2 separate regions of the Homo sapiens genome follow, and region 2 is linked to region 1. A link is a loop called in an ENCODE intact Hi-C map of the cell type or tissue named here. Cell type or tissue: psoas muscle. All regions are shown on one strand.

Evidence for each region. A loop is a pair of places that touch in the nucleus more often than their neighbours do. Peaks named below come from ENCODE experiments on the same cell type or tissue, not always from the same donor. Only the 100,000 strongest peaks of a DNase experiment are listed, where the experiment ranks them.
Region 2: it touches region 1 in a loop (6-fold over the local background); 2 of 110 quality-filtered maps call a loop at or near these places.

The regions. Positions count from the first base shown.
Region 1 is chr18:62,644,628-62,649,627 of GRCh38, reverse strand. No RefSeq gene overlaps it. Among named protein-coding and RNA genes, the nearest start is that of PHLPP1, 68 kb to the left of the region's middle. In psoas muscle, no CTCF peak of the experiment used is centred here; no DNase peak of the experiment used is centred here.
Region 2 is chr18:63,097,684-63,102,683 of GRCh38, reverse strand. No RefSeq gene overlaps it. Among named protein-coding and RNA genes, the nearest start is that of BCL2, 220 kb to the left of the region's middle. RefSeq lists enhancers at 3,607-3,666, 3,697-3,766, 3,797-3,926. In psoas muscle, no CTCF peak of the experiment used is centred here; a DNase peak (open chromatin) is centred at 2,483; H3K27ac peaks cover 694 bases.

The sequences.
Region 1 (5,000 bases):
CAAACTCTGCCTCCAGGGTTCAAGCGATTCTCCTGCCTCAGCCTCCCAAGTAGCTGGGACTACAGGCACGCACCATCACGCCTGGCTAATTTTTGTATTTTTCGTAGAGATGGGGTTTCACCATGTTGGCCAGCCTGGTCTTGAACTCCTGACATCAGGTGATCTGCCGGCCTCAGCCTCCAAAAGTGCTGGGATTACAGATGTGAGCCATCGTGCCCAGCTAAAAGGAACTTTTGAAAGAACCCCCCAGACAACTCTGTTGCAGCATCTGAATATATTTGTTCTGATTTTCTTTAGTCCCTTCCAGGCTCTGTTCTTCAGACATTAGTATTTTTTACAGTTTCTTAATCAGAGGGCATGTACAATTTTATATTCTGCTGTTTCTACTTAATATGATATTATTGACATTCTTCTACATTGTTACATAATTAAACTTTTCAATTGCAGCATAACATTTTACAGGATATATATGCTATAATTCACATAGCTATTCAAGTAATATTGAATAAGTTATGTATCCCTTTTTCACACCCATCCCTCCTTACAGATTCCACTGTAATAAACATCTTTAAATACATAGCTTGACAAAAAAGATTTATTAGGATCAATTTCCAGGAGTGAGCGAGATTGTTATTTTATTGTTATTATTATTATTATTGTTTTTTAGAGACAAGGTCTCACTCTGTCTCCCAGGTTAGAGCACACTGGCATAATCACAGCTCACTGCAGCCTCAGCCTCCTGGACTCAAACAATCCTTCCACTTCAGCCTCCTGAGTAGCTGAGACTACAGGCATGTGTCATCATGCTCGGCTAATTTTTTTTTTGTAGAGACAAGGTCTTGTTATGTTGCCCAGGCTGGTCTTGAACTCCTGGGCTCAAGTGATCCTCCTGCCTCGGCCTCCCAAAGTGCTGAGATTACAGGCGTGAGCCACCGTGCCAGGCTTGAGTGAGATTATTATGTGAAAGGGGATAAACATTTAAATCATTCTCGACACCACAGCTAAACTGCTTTCCTAAGGGCTATTACCAGTTTATGTGGCAAATTTGTACAATACATTGTCAGGATGCCCCATAACAACAGAGGAAATGGTCTATTAAATGCCAGTGTACTCTGATAGGATTTTCTGAGGGCCACACCCAATGTGTAACTCAGGAGTGTTACATTCACATCCACTTATGATTTCCAAAATTTAGGCACAGTTTATGCAAGCCCGTGGCGATGTGTTTTCTGCTGCTAGGCAGCTTTCAAAATACTGTATGGTTAATTTTTCCTTGCAGATTGACTTTTCTGGAGATATATCCATATCTCCATTGTAATTGGCCCAATTCTAAAACGCTGAAAAAGGAGGCGTTGGAAGGAAGGGAGGGAATGGATGTTGAGAGTCCACAGAAATGCAAAGCCAGGGGATTTCCCAAGCTTCAGCAAGAAACCAGGGAGGCTCGGTATTTGACAGAATGTTCATCTTTGGGCTGTGATTGTTCCATCTCTCTCTCTCTCTCTCTCTCTCTCTTTTTTTTTTTTTCTTTTGAGACATGATCTTGCTTTCTTGCCAGGCTGGAGTGTAGTGGCAAGATCTCACTTACTGCCTCCTCTCTCTTCCGGGTTCAAGCGAATCTCGTGCCTCAGCCTCCCGAGTAGCTGTGATTACAGGCGTGCACTACCACACCCAGCTAATTTTTGTACATTTGTAGAGATGGGTTTTCGCCATGTTGGCCAAGCTGGTCTCAAACAAACTCTTGGCCTCAAGTGATCTGCCCGTCTCAGCCTCCCAAAGTGCTGGGATCTGCCTGGCCCTGTTCCATCTCTTAAGTACTTTCTTTAAAATCACATTTTGGCTCAAAAAGCAAATGGGTATTTGACTGATGAAGAACAATATGGATTTTAAAAATCTCTCTGGTAGGGGACAAGAGCAACCTAGTGGCACCCCTCATTGCTCCTCCCTGTCAGAATATTTCTCACCTGTTTTCCACCCCTCGCTTCCTGACTAGGTCTCCCGGAAGAGCAGCTGGTGCATTTTGCTGTCTGTTTTGTGATAAACATTCAGCTCTTTTTCCCTCTTGCTATTTCATGGATATATGTGAGGGTGAAATCAATAATACTATACGTGAAGACTTTTAAAAACTAAGAAAAGCACGAGGTTTCAAGGGTGCAAATACTTATTAGTATTATCATCACTAATATTTGCAAAACAAGAAAAAGAAATAATATTGCTAAAAATAAGAAATTGGAAAAAATTGCTGACAGAAGTCAATTTAAGAATAAAGTTGAACATGATTTTGGAAGGCTGGTCATAAATACAAATAAATAAATATACATATATATGTTGGTATCAAATATATTGAATTTTAGGTCTAGATAAATAGGCATTTTTTTGTTTCCTAAGAAAATATTCAAAATTTTAGTTGAAAATGGTGAATATTTTCTTTGTAAACTTTATCTTAAGGCAAATATATAGATAAGACTGTATGAAATTTCAGCTGATATACATTACTAATTATACACTGTTGGCTGGGCATGGTGGCTCATGCCTGTAATCTCAGCACTTTGGGAGGCCAAGGCAGATGGATCACTTGAGGTCAGGAGTTTGAGACCAGCTTGGCCAACGTGACAAAACCCCGTCTCTACTGAAAACACAAAAATTAGCCGGCTGTGGTGGTGCAAGTCTGTAATCCCAGCTACTTGGGAGGCCAAGGCAGGAGAACTGCATGAACCCAAGGAGGTGTAGGTTGCAGTGGGCTGAGATTGTGCCATTGCACTCCAGCCTGGGCAAGAGCGCAAGACTCCATCTAAAAAATAAATAACTAAACAAATAATACACTGTTAAGACTGACATCAAGGCTATCTCTGGGAATGCATTAATAGGTAAAACTCTGATATTTACCCAATAAAGTCATTGAATGCTTACACTGTTCATCTTGCTATGGTAGACACTTTAAAGGATTGAGTAAGAAAAAAAAACTATCCTTTCCATTTATAAGCGTATTTTTTTCTCATAAGGAAAGATATGATGTTTGGGTAATATGGGGTTTAAATTGCTTGTTGTTTTATTGAGGGTTGAGGGAGGTCTTATAATGTCTGGAAACGAATTGAATCAGCTAATGAATCAACGGTCATTATTGTTTTAAATCCCCATTTGCCAATTCTGAGATATTAAAATAGGGAATGCAGGGAACATTACAAACTGCCATTTGGTTATTTAATGTGATTTCTGGGGCACCAGGAAAGCTTCTTTGAGCAACAAACTCTCTCTCTTCCTTGTTTACTATTCCTTAAAAGTGAATAATATCCCTATTCTCTAATTTAAGTGCATGAGGCCTTTGCTTTCAGACTCTGCCTCTTTCAAAATGGTAGAGTTAACAAGTTGAGCTGATAGTTGTTGACAACCACTTACGCTTGGGATGAGTTGGTTTCAAATTTTGTCTTGAAAAGGATTTTGTTTGGGAAACAGCTTAAGATCCAAAATATGGGATGGAGACTACAATAAAGAGTAGAGAGGGGACTCCAGAGAAAACTCTGTCTCCCATCACAATTTGGGTTAGGATCAGCATTGTAGAAAACACTACCAACAAATCTGGAAAAGCAGGTAAATCTGTAGTCTTTCTGCAACAACATGGAACAACATGACATTCTATGAGATGACTATATAAATAGGGAAGAAAGTGAATTAATCTCCAGGAGAAATATCTAGACACTCTATTTTTATTTTTTGATACAGAGTTTCGCTCTTATTGCCCATGCTGGAGTGCAATGGCATGATCTCAGCTCACTGCAACCTTCGCCTCCCAGGTTCAAGTGCCTCTCCTCCCTCAGCCTCTTGAGTAGCTGGGATTATAGGCATGCACTACCATGCCCAGCTAATTTTTTGTATTTAGTAGAGACGGGGTTTCACCATGTTAGGCTGGTCTCGAACTCCTGACCTCAGGTGATCCACCCACCTCAGCCTCCCACAGTGCTGGGATTACAGTTGTGCACCACTGCTCCTGGTCCTCTCTCTCTCTCTCTCTCTCTCTCTCTCTCTCTATATATATATATATATATATATATATATATATATATGTATTTTTTTTTTTTTTTAGAGACAGGGTCTCTGTATCTTGTCACCCAGGTTGGAGTACAGTGGTGCAATCATAGCTCACTGCAGCCTTGAAGTGTGGGTTCAAGTAATGCTCCTGCTTCAGCCTCCCGAGTAGCTGGGACTGCAGATGCTCACTACCACATCCTGCTAATTTATGTTTATTTTTTGTAGAGAAGGAGTGGCACTACTGTTGCGCAGGCTGGTCTTGAACTCCTGGCCTCAAGTGATCCTCTTTGCCTCCGCCTCCCCATAGACCACTCTAGAGAACATTGTACTCAGATGGAACTTGAACCATCCAGAATAAATCAGGCCTGGGAAAGAGAGAAGAGAGGCAGCAGAGAGAACTGTCTGAGAAGAGTATGTTGGCAGCCCAGCTGCCAAAAAGCAGTCCAGATGGTCCCAACTTAACTGAAAATGGAAATTTTCCCTGACCCTTTCATGGGCCTTGTGACAAGGATGCCTCATTTACTCAGCCTGCAGCTTTCAACCCCTCGTGGGAAGAGGAGCACACAGGTGAGTGGGTGCAGGAGCTGGAGTTAATGCTTTCAGGCGCTGGCAGGTGCAAAACTCCATGCAGGCCCCACGGCAGCATCTTGCAGGGGGTGGTACCCATGACCCTTGAAGCCCCAGAGGGCATGTATTACAGGCAGCGCTTTGAGCTTGGCTGTCCACAGACGGCTTAAGTGTTTAACAGCTCAGTGGACCCTCTGCCTTTTCACGAGGGCAGAGGGTCACTGTGACAGCTTTCTGTACCCCAAGCTGTTGTCTGGTGTCCAGGAAAAATCAGGTCATACGAATGAATTGAAGGATAGTAAACATGGGGGATTTTATTGCCAGTGGAAGTGGTTCTTAGCAGGAAGGGGAGCTGGAAAGAGGATGGAGTGGGAAGGTAATCTTCCCCTGAAGTCTGGCCATTTGTGTTT
Region 2 (5,000 bases), 450 kb before region 1:
GACGGGGTTTCATCGAACTCCTGACCTCAAGTGATCCGCCGGCCTCAGCCTCCCAAAGTGCTGGGATTACAGGCGTGAGCCACCGTGCCTGGCCTGTGTTTTCTTATTCTTCCTTTTTGAGACGGAGTCTCGCTCTGTCACCCAGGCTGGAGTGCAGAGGTGCGATCTCGGCTCACTCCAAGCTCCGCCTCCCGGGTTCAGGCCGTTCTCCCGCCTCAACCTCCTGAGTAGCTGGGACTACAGGCGCCCGCCACCACGCCCGGCTGATTTTTTTGTATTTTTAGTAGAGACGGGGTTTCACCATGTTAGCCAGGATGGTCTCTATCTCCTTCTTAACCAGCTCCAGGGTGAAGAGTACGTTTCCAGGAATCTCATTTCATTACCAGTGAACTCTGTTGTGATCAACATTCACTCTCTTAACTTTTTGTTCACTTTAATTCTTAGAATCAGGCGTGGTAGGCAAACAGCTGACACTCATTTTCTCTGTCAAAAAGGCAGTTTCGAATTATTGGTGAGCAACTGGTGGTCGCATAGGAGAGGGGAGAAGGGGAGAGTCCGGGGAGTGATCGATTGGGGGACGGGGATTAGGCATGCATAGCAGAGCCAGGGAGGTCACGTTGGGGACCCGCCATCCTTGACCACATCTGTTTAAATTCAGCCAGGGTAAAACATTAGCGCACAGGAAGGCGGCTTCACGGGGAGGGAAAAGAGGGTGAGCTCCGCCTCCCTACACCCTAGGGCTGGAGGCTCAGCTCAGAACAGGAATCAGATGGTCCAGGTAGAGAGGCTATAGCCACGGCGAAGACCCAAAGCCAGGCCATTCCGGACGCTGGTTAGCTCCTGGGGGCGGGCCCAGGAGGGACTGGGAGGTGGGATGAGACCCTCCACCACTCTAGGAGAATGTGGGCTCGGAGCTAAGCTCACACACGCACGCGCTCCACAGAGGCTCTGTTTACAGCATTATGTAGTTGCACAGCCTTTATTCAGGTTGGAGCTTTAACACCTTGAATGTGCAACAGAATCGGTCAAATCCCGTTTTGTTAGGGACATGGTGTTTTGCGGAGCCTCCTTCGTGGTGTCTGAGAGAGCAGTGGCAGATAGCCAGGGGCTCAGGCCCCAGGACCCCACTTGCCCTGCTGGGAGTGAGCCCAGTCATGAAGTCCTTGGCCTCCCAGAGCCTGTGTCTGCACTCAACAGCTGAGCCTGGAGGAGCAGAGAGCCAGAAGCGTCAGGTCCTCCGAACTGGATATTCCCCTCCACTCAGTGCCCCCAAGCTCAGAGCTTGGAGAGAGCCACACATCGGCTGCCTGTGCTGCTGGTCCCCTGGTTCAGGAGGGTCGGGTCCGCTGTGCCCAGGAGCTGCAGCCTCAGGTGCAGCACCCCATGGCTCTGGAGATGGCACCTGTGCAAACCGTGGGTGGCCCTCCCTCTTTTCTCTCCTGCCTTCTTTTTCTTGGCCATTTGAGGGTCACTTTTCTCTCCTATTCTTTTTCTCTGGTCTTGAACCTGAGGCCTATCAATCCACTTACAGGCTTGGCTTAAGCTACCTTGGAATTTTAAAAGAAAATTGTTGCCACCTGCCCTGGATGGTCCTGATGTTGCCTTGAGATCTACAGTGTCTCAAGTGTGGGTAAGACGAAAGTGCCAGAGGCTCGTATGCCACCTGAGGCCTCATGCTGAATTCGCTTACAGTCAGTTACAAATGCTTTTTAGATCTTCAATGCTTCTGTGAAGCCTCATATTTGCTGTTCAGACAGACACTATAATGGAGATGGAATAAATGGACAGCAACTACACAGGACGGTGTGGGCAGATGGTGTTGGAGCGAGGGGTGCAGGTGGAGCCCACAGGAGAGGAAGGCTGATTGATCTTCTATGGGGAGAGCTTCATAGCACGGGGGTGGGGGCACCTGACTGGCAAGCTGTTTGGTGTGAGTTTGGGGATGCAGCTGTCAGGGAGAACATCCCTTCTTGAATGAGCAGAAGACTTCATGAATCCGCTGAACATGCTGCAGCACTAAATTCACTGTTTGCCACATGGCCAAGCTCATCTGCTCATCACAGTGGAGCTGGTGGCCTTGGCGTTATGGGCTCCCAACCCTGGCCAATGACATACGACAGCCCTGGGCACATCTTGAACCATGAAAGGAAGGCACAGGCCAGATGCCAGATACGAGGCTGATGCTTAAATGAGTGAAAGAAAAAATCACCCATCATCCTCCCCCCACCCCACCCCCAAAAAGCCAAAACCTAATTCAGACCAACCTGAAAACTAAAAATAAGAGATGGAGAGGAGGTGGAGAAGACAGCCATCCAGGAAATTCGTTTCTGACCATAGGGACTGAAAAAGACTTGCCTCTGCCCTCAGTTGGCAGAGTGGTTTGTTGTGCAACCTGTGAGACTCTGCCCAGTACCTCTTATCTGGGCTGTCAGTTAAACTGACACGGCTGACTCTCCCCACAACGGAGCTGTAATTAGCTCAGATGCCGGGCTGGGACAGGCCTGGGATGGGGCACTTCCAGGTGCTGGTGATAGACAGGGGCCCACTCCAGCAGTAGTTCTGTTGGCGCTGTGCTCCTTCCCCACCCAGGCTAAGGGTTTGCGCTGCTCCTCTGGAGGCCATGGGACTGGCTGTGCACCTGCAGGCCCATGGTGCAGAGCTACAGGGCACCACAAGCTGTCCACATGCCCACGTTAGAGTTTCACTCAGCCCTTGGCCTCCCAGGGAGAATCAGAGCTGAGTTAATAAGTGAAGCATTTACAGGCCACCTCATACTCTTGAAAGATAAGGAGAGCCCTCAACCTTGTGATAGATAAGCATTGTTCAAGAGCAGAAGTCTCCAGGGAAGACGTCTTGGAAAATCCATGTTTTCTATGGTCAGGGCTACCTTAGCCTCCCAGACCCTCCCAGAAGGAAGTAGAGATAGAGGGCCATGTGTCTGCTGGCCTGGTCTGCCCACTGCACATCGTGGGGCTGTGGGTGATACACTCGGGACACGCTGCACAGCCCGGTCCTGAGCCCTTCCCTGGACTCTGACGGCCCAGGTCTGGCTCTGCCCACAGCCCTGCTTTAGGCCGTGGCTCTTGCATACTTTGGCCTCCTGTGAACATTTAAAAGATGGTGGTGTCTGCCCTCATGCATCTAAATAATAAAAACGTTTCCAAACCACAAGTTTTAAAATCCCACAAAGCTCTGATTTTCTCATGATGACTGGCTGCTGCTGCTGCTTCCGACTTTCCTTCTGCCCTCCTTCACCTCCTCTTTTTCTTCTTCAAGTGTCGAATTCTTTCAAATGTTTGTTTTATTTCATAACCCTGCTTGCTGATGCCCTGAGCGTGGGCTTGCTCTGTTGTTTGGTAGCCCAGTGCGGGCCGTAACCTTGCTCTTAGCAAACAGCTTCCAGCTGGGAGATGTGCCCCTTGGTCACCAGGACCAAACCCAGTTACTAGTTCTGTTGATGCCAACAAGTCTTTCAATTACAGCGATGGGTACAACTGGTCTGCTTAGAATGAACTTGAGCCTGGAGCCCAGAGACCCAGGTGCCAGTCCAGGCTCTGCCTGCAACTGACCAGCCCTCTCTGGACTCAGTTTCCTCATCTGTAAAGTTACTAGAAGGCCACCGTGGTCGTTTCCAGCTTCTGCAGGCCACACCCTTGCTGTCATGGGATTCAGGCCAGGCCTGGACAGCCTGAGACACCTCTGTCCTTACTGCTTCTGGCTTAGTCCTCATCCCAGAGAAGGCTGTGGGTCAAGACAGTGCCAGGAGGTTGGGCAGCCGTCCACTCCCAAACCCAACCAGGGATTGGGATCAAGCAGGGAGCGGGGTACACTCAATGCCCACACCTGATGTGCTAACCACTGGGTGAATTATTTTCACTTCTGTGAACAAGGCCTCTGCTATCGCTTCACCAAGAAGCCGGCCACATCTGAAAACCACCGGTGTTGCGAGTTGTCTTATGGAAAGTGGAAACAGGCAGGATGTGGTTTGAACTGACAAAACACCAAGGCAGCCCATTCCTCAGGAGGGGCTTTAAACAATGGCATGGAGAATGGGGGAGGAGATCATGTCTTCTGACTTGGAGCCAACTGGCCATTAAGGCTGGGCCGGCAAACGAGCTACTTAGGACCAAGATGGTAAAACAACAACAACAACAACAAAACACACGCACAACAACCGAGAAACAAAAACAAATCAACAGTAGTATTCCTCCTTTCAGTAGTAAAACTCTGCATCTATACAGCAACTCCCACACTGAAGATGCTTTCACACTCACTAGGTGCTTGCTCTTGATGACCTGCAGAGACAGGCGGAGCTGTGTTAATATTCCTGTTTTGGGGATAAGAATCCTGAAATAGGATGACGGCTGTGAAGACAGGAAGTGTCAAAGTGGTCCCAAAAGCCAGGACTCCTGAAGCCTGACCCCAATTCAGCATCTAGTTCTCCTGGCCCTGTGTAAACACAGCCCCATTCGAGAAAGGCAGCACTTCCTGTGACACCACAGCACACACCCCCGCCTTGGGTTGGGGGTGCATCCCCCCAAATGGATGCTGCGTGAAGGCAGAGGGCTTGAGGGCTTTACCACATACTCCCTGTGCCTCACACCTCGCTGCCCATTGAGACACTCCACAAAGTCTGATAAATGAACAATTAATTATAAATAATGAAAACACCGAGAGGCCACTCATCTCCAAAGATTTAGGTACAGAATTTGCCCAGCTGTGATAGGATCTTATGCGGAAAAGGTTTCTGTCTTGCCTCCTAAGCCAGTTGGATGAAAAGTCTTTTCCTTGGCTTTCCTGGAAAGGAGAAACATTAATGTGAAAAGACAGGAGTGAAATGAGTTCCTGGAAATTGACAGTGGTCCATTTCTCTGCACCTTAGAATTTGCTGCGCTTGACTCCCTTACGTGCTGGTACCACTCCTGTGAGATAACAGTTTCCCTGTGTTCCATCTGCAAGGACCTTCCTTGGTGTGTTGGTTGACATTTGATGGCTTTGCT